Regions from separate parts of the Mus musculus genome. Here region 2 is linked to region 1. A link is a loop called in an ENCODE intact Hi-C map of the cell type or tissue named here. Cell type or tissue: gastrocnemius. All regions are shown on one strand. Each heading gives the region's core, and the rest is flanking DNA. Links, peaks and the distances in the headings are about the cores only. Region 1 holds the start of Gde1 (glycerophosphodiester phosphodiesterase 1). Region 2 overlaps Tmc7 (transmembrane channel-like gene family 7).

Evidence for each region. A loop is a pair of places that touch in the nucleus more often than their neighbours do. Peaks named below come from ENCODE experiments on the same cell type or tissue, not always from the same donor. Only the 100,000 strongest peaks of a DNase experiment are listed, where the experiment ranks them.
Region 2: it touches region 1 in a loop (3-fold over the local background); 2 of 42 quality-filtered maps call a loop at or near these places.

Annotation. Positions count from the first base shown.
Region 1 is chr7:118,703,951-118,706,857 of GRCm38, forward strand. Gde1 (glycerophosphodiester phosphodiesterase 1) reads right to left here and starts at 1,788. Exons shown (of 6, transcript NM_019580.4): 1 at 1,440-1,788. The coding sequence starts at 1,700. In gastrocnemius, for the core only: no CTCF peak of the experiment used is centred there; DNase peaks (open chromatin) are centred at 1,445 and 1,846; H3K4me3 peaks cover 1,984 bases; H3K27ac peaks cover 1,558 bases.
Region 2 is chr7:118,536,109-118,539,015 of GRCm38, forward strand. It overlaps Tmc7 (transmembrane channel-like gene family 7), which reads right to left. Exons shown (of 16, transcript NM_172476.4): 16 at 1-2,109. The coding sequence ends at 2,029. Among named protein-coding and RNA genes, the nearest start is that of Coq7, 4.2 kb to the left of the region's middle. In gastrocnemius, for the core only: no CTCF peak of the experiment used is centred there; no DNase peak of the experiment used is centred there.

The sequences.
Region 1 (2,907 bases), core at 94-2,593:
CCCCCACCTCAAAGAAATGGGAAGAACAGATGTAAAACTGTCTAAAAGGTCAAGCATGATGGTGCATGCCTTTAATCCTCACGCTAGGAAGGCACATAGCCAGTTCCAGGACAGTCAAGGCTACTGAAACTCTGCCTCAAAAAAACCAAAAAACCAAAACAAGCCGGGCATGGTGGCGCACGCCTTTAATACCAGCACTTGGGAGGCAGAGGCAGGCGGATTTCTGAGTTTGAGGCCAGTCTGGTCTACAGAGTGAGTTCCAGGACAGCCAGGGCTATACAGAGAAACCCGGTCTCAAAAACCAAAGGAAAAACAAAACAACAAAACAAAACAAAGCAAAGCAAAACAGACTAAAAGCTGTAGTATTTGCATATGTCCCAGGAATGACCTCCTATACCCCTCAAGTCAACTCTTGGCATTCTTCCATCTAAAACAATCTAGCTATGTAAGCAGTTAAGGTGTGACGTCACTCCACATACTTCTTTCATGCTATTTTTTTGATCTACAATTAAACCCACAGATGCAAGGCCAACACGTATGAAGGCTGACTGTAGTGCACTGAAGTCCATAATCCACTGAAATGCTCTTGCCATACAAGCTGACATTAATCTGAAAACAGAAGGCTTCCAAGGGCAAAGGGCTATTAAAATTCTCCTGGGTGCCTTATGGAAAGGGGAAGCAAATATTGACAGAGGAGTCTGGCTGCCAGGGTTGACGACTATGATGAAGGTGTATTTGGAAAGAGGCCATAAAGATAATATCCAAGTAATACAGAGGACAGAAATACACCCTGTGATAAGGGTGATTAAGAATATCTTGCTAGTTGGTGGTGGTGGGTGTCTTTAGTCCCAGCACTTTAACCCCACCAGGCAGGTGGATCTGAGTTGAGGCCAGTCTGATAAGTTCAAGGAGTGGACTACAGAGAAACCCTGTCTCGAAAAAAAGAGAGAAATCCCATTTACTAACAAGAACCCATTTGACCTAGTTCATATCTTAATTCATCCATACACTAGAGTTTGTTCTGCTCCTCGAAGCCAGCACCACATATAAGCCTGTTGTGTTGTGTTGCTACCTTACCACTCCAACATAAACCTCACCTCAGGCCCTTTGCACTTGCCATCGGCATCCTGGAACACTTCCCACTGATTCCAACCTTGTAATTCTAGTTCACAGTTCACAAATATCTAGTTCATAGAAAACTACTGCTACATAATGCACTGCCCCACCCTAAAGTAGCCTCATATGTTATCTCTCCCAACCCAGATGAAAGCCCTGTCAAAGGAGTCGTGCCTGGCTGCCATCCCAGCGTCTGGCACATACCAAGTCTTACAATTACCCGCGGAATTCTAGAAATAGCTGAAGTGGGGAGGGATGCGGAGCCGGGAGGAGAAGAAGAGATGTCAGCGGCGGAGCAGGCCCGAGGCGTGCGCGGGGCTCACCTGCCGGATGGCCGCCAGCGTGTTCTCGGGCGCGTCGTGGCTGCCGCCGCGATGGGCGATGGCGGACACGCGGTCACGGGGCTTGAGCACCTGCAGGGCCCGGCGGGACGGCACCGGCTCGAAGCTGAAGAACCGCAGCAGGATGTAGAGGCTGCCGGTGAGCACGCAGGCGTTGAAGGGGCTGCGTGTCACCACCAGCAGCAGCACCAGCACGAAGGAGAAGGGGCCCAGGAGGCCGCCCTGGTCCTCCCACAGCCACATGCCGGCGCCTGCACCGGCACGGACCGGAGCCCCGGACCTGCCGGGCGACGCGTAGACGCCGAGGTACTGGCCACAGCCGGAACCCTCCGCTGGGAGCAGCGCTGCACAATGGCGCCGACGGACCCATCTCGAGAAAGAGCCCGCCCTCCAGCCAATCAGAGTCCCGGAGCTTCGGCGTTGGGGGGCCGGAACCGCTGTCATGGCAACAGGAGCAGGCCCTTGCCCCAGGCCTGGGTTCCAAGGGCGCTTCGGGTTATGTAAAGTGAGGACAAGACTTAGACCCTGTCCTTCAGACTTAGTGGAAGGAGGGTGACACGGTCAAAGTTTCTTAGTGACCTTGTATCTGACCTCGAGGAAACTAAAGGCTTTGACTTTAAAAGGAACAGGATGTTTAACCTGCTTATTCAAAATGTGCCAGTAGTGTTTCCAGAGTTCTTCTGGGTCAGAGACAGGGCCTGTAATGAGCCAGGCTTACCCTGGAGCTGTAATAAGTTACGCTCCATGAACCAAACAAAAAAAAAAGTAAAAAGCAGAGAAATGGACACACCGGGAAGAAATCTAGTAAAGCACACCCACAAGTCCGTTTTCAGGGTTCTGACGGGAGGTTTAGGTTTAAATAGAGGGCAAGAGGCATGCTTGGCTAAGAAGCCCCGCCCATCATTGACCACTTAGTTCCAGTCTGTTCAGAAAGGTCCGGGACCTTCAGAACCCTTTGAACTTACAGAAAAGATACATTTTTTTCCAGGCTGGACACAGGCTCTAAGCCCTTTCCTTCTCTCAAAATCAGACTCCTAAGGAAATTCCAATTTCCTGCGGTCCATGCCTCAAAATAATATCAAGAAGGGTGACTTACAAATGTCTCTTTGGAATATCTTCATTCTTGCAAGGGCTGTTTCCACCAGGACACATGTCTGCATTTAGTGAAAGTACCTTCCCCTTGCGGGAAGTAGTATTGAGCACGATAACAAGACAAGGAAAATTAAGGGACCGTGGGAAGGAAAAAGAGCTCTTACTAGAAGTGTGGTTAAAGCCTCTTGACTTTAAGCATCAAGAATTCCTGCATGGGTAGCCCACATTCCTTTTATATGGAGATGCTTCAAGTTAGAATGTTCAAATAGCAACAAATCTAAAGGTCTAATATATGGCTTTTCTCCTTTTCCATCTGCAAGCCTGCAATTTGCTAGGAATCTCGTTGACAGTAAAGATG
Region 2 (2,907 bases), core at 132-2,631, 170 kb before region 1:
TGATGAAGAGCGTCTGTGGGTTTGAGGACAACCATACTCTAAAACTTTCAAGACACGGAATCAGGAGTTTAACACACACCCGTTAGAGAGCCGCACTTTAAAGCTATACAGACATTGCCTGGTTATTCCAAGTTATTAAAATATTCAAGTAGGAGGTGCACACATTAGCAGCACTAACTAAAACCAACATACCAATTGGCATATTTTGTTATCTGTTTTATAATAAAGAAAATATGTTGTTTATTTTATCTACCATTCCTACAAACATAGGACAGCAGATTATCCTCAGGGCCACAGTGAGGACAAGAATGCTTCATGAAGGCACTAGGCAAAAATGCCAGCAACCAGGATTTGTAGAATGAGAATGGAGTAAACTTTGGTTTATTCAAAACTCCTGTTGTTAGGCTTTAAAACTCATAGATCTTAAAATACAAGAAAATGTTACAAAGCACATGTTCCCACAGGAACAAAAATATCCCAGGTTAACAGCCTCATGGAAGATGACGGAAATGATTGTGTAGAGCTTGAGGATATGAGTTCCGCCTCCAGATGTACATATGCACACACACACACACACCCCTCACCAAGGGCCCTTTATACGAATTCACACATGTAAGATATGGACACACACACATCAATACACACAGACACACACACATCTGACAAAGCACCCTTTATACACACACAGACATGGAAGCTACAACGAGTTTGCTTTGCTCCCAGAGGGAAGCCAATCATTTTTGAGGAACAAGGCAGTGATCAGAGCAGGGAAGTCCATCTTGGCAGCTTTCTGAAACATTAATTGAAATTTAAAGGTTAGGAGCCAGTGGAAAACAGTAAAGACTCCACAGTCCCATCACAGGACTGCAGTACATTGACAAAGACCTTAAAGTGAAAGCAGATCAAATTAGACACCACTAAAAGGGACGCCCCATAAGGGAGGCTTATGATGAGGTATTTATTAAATACAGCTTTTACTATGCTGGAGATCTCAAGAGATACTCTGTCTTTGTAATGTTTTATAAAAACAAAGGAACACACACACAAAGTTTTAAACTCAGGCAAACAAAATCTAGCCCTTTGACATGTGTACTTAAGTAATCAGAACCCAACCTTTGTTTGTATTATGGGGCGTTCTTAGGAACAGGCTGGGCTGTGGACCTACACCTGAAATCATACATAAAACCCCTGCTCCTTAAACCCAGCTCCAATTCCAAAAAGCATATTGCAGCCTAGCTCTGAATCACTCTGCATCTTTCAGGAATGAACAGCTCCATGCACGGAAGAGGAATAACACTTGGAAAACAGAGGAACTGCCTGTGCACCTTGCAAAGTTAAACCCCTCTTCAATTCTGTCACCAAATCTTAGAAATTGGGGCCAGGTGGAGACTAAAGGCTAATGGCTAACCAGTTGGCTAAGGTCACTTTCCCTGGAGGAGTGAACAAGGCTGGAGAAAAGTTCCAAAAAGCTGAAATTGCCACCTGGCCTAGTCCTCTCCTCAAGGGGGTGATACTGACTGGGCATGGGTGGGAATTCAAGTGTGATGGGGTACACAGCGGGGATGGATTTCCTTTCTGCCTTTCTGCCAGGACGGCCTCTCCACGTTCCTATCAGCTGTTCTAAGCCTCAGCATCTGAAGATTCCTGCTCATCTGAAAAAGGAAGTCAGGTTTAATTTGAAGTCACCAGTGGCATCTTGGAGGGTATTCACTCGGCCTGGGAAGGCTTTCGGAGAAATCTCAGTTTTACTCTAAAAAAAAAAAAAAACACACACACACACACACACACAACCCTTTTTTAAAAATATACAAAAGTCTAAACAAAAAATAAATAAAAGTCTCCCCTCTCTGATCGTGAGAGGCTGAGCAGCTCGAGAAGTTAAGTGTTTTGGTGGAGTCACCACTCCCTGGGGATCAGGCTGGGGGTCAGCCTGTTTGGCTAAGCCACCAAAAGTCACTTCCACTCAAACCCCAGGTGGACTCTGTAGGGTCATCAGAGCTATGTGTTGAGAAGTTTCGGGCAGCATCTTCATGCTGAAGCCGGCTGGCTCCGGACCTCCCTTTGAGCTTCTGTTAGTTTCTGGATAAGATAACGCTTGTCACGACTCTCCTAAAAAGACAAACAGATTCAAAGGGCATCTTATATGTTTAGAACTGTACAAAGCTATTTCTATCTAGTGAGTCTCTGCTCTGACTCAGGGTAAGGGATTCCAGTCATTAGATTACCACAGTGACTTCCAGTCTGGCCTGTCTCCTTCACTGAAGTCCCAACCATAGTCCCCTGTCCACACAATAGCTGGAGATCTAGAAATGTACATGGGGCTGAGGATGTGGCTCAGGTCTCAGCATGCACAGAGCCCTGGGTTCTATCCCCAGCATTGCATAAATTAAGTGTGGTGGTCCATGCCTGTAATTCTAACCCTTAGGAAGTGATTGTAAAAGATCAGATCTGACAGGCAATGTAATGACTTCTGGCTAGTGTTAAAGAATTATTCTGCCTCAAATCTCATCCTTCACAGCCACACACACACACACACACACACACACACACACACACACACACACACATATCTCTTGTCTCCCCAAAGTGCCTGGCTAATTCCCACACTGGGCCCTCCCACTCCTAATCAGGACCTCAAATAACTGGCTGTTGCCATAATTCACATCTCACTTTTAATGTCACTGCCTTCAACAGGCCTTCCCCAGCCACTGGCTGCAGTAGCCTTGGTTCTCTGCAAGAGCAACAAATACTCTTAACCACTGAGCCATCTCTCCCACTCCCTGGTCCACCATTTTTTGAGACAGTTTCTTAATTAGACCTGCAACTTGCTGGGAGTTTAGGCCTGCTGCCCAGTCAGCCCACGGATCACCCTGATTTTGCTTCCCCAGTGCTGGGGCTACAGAATGC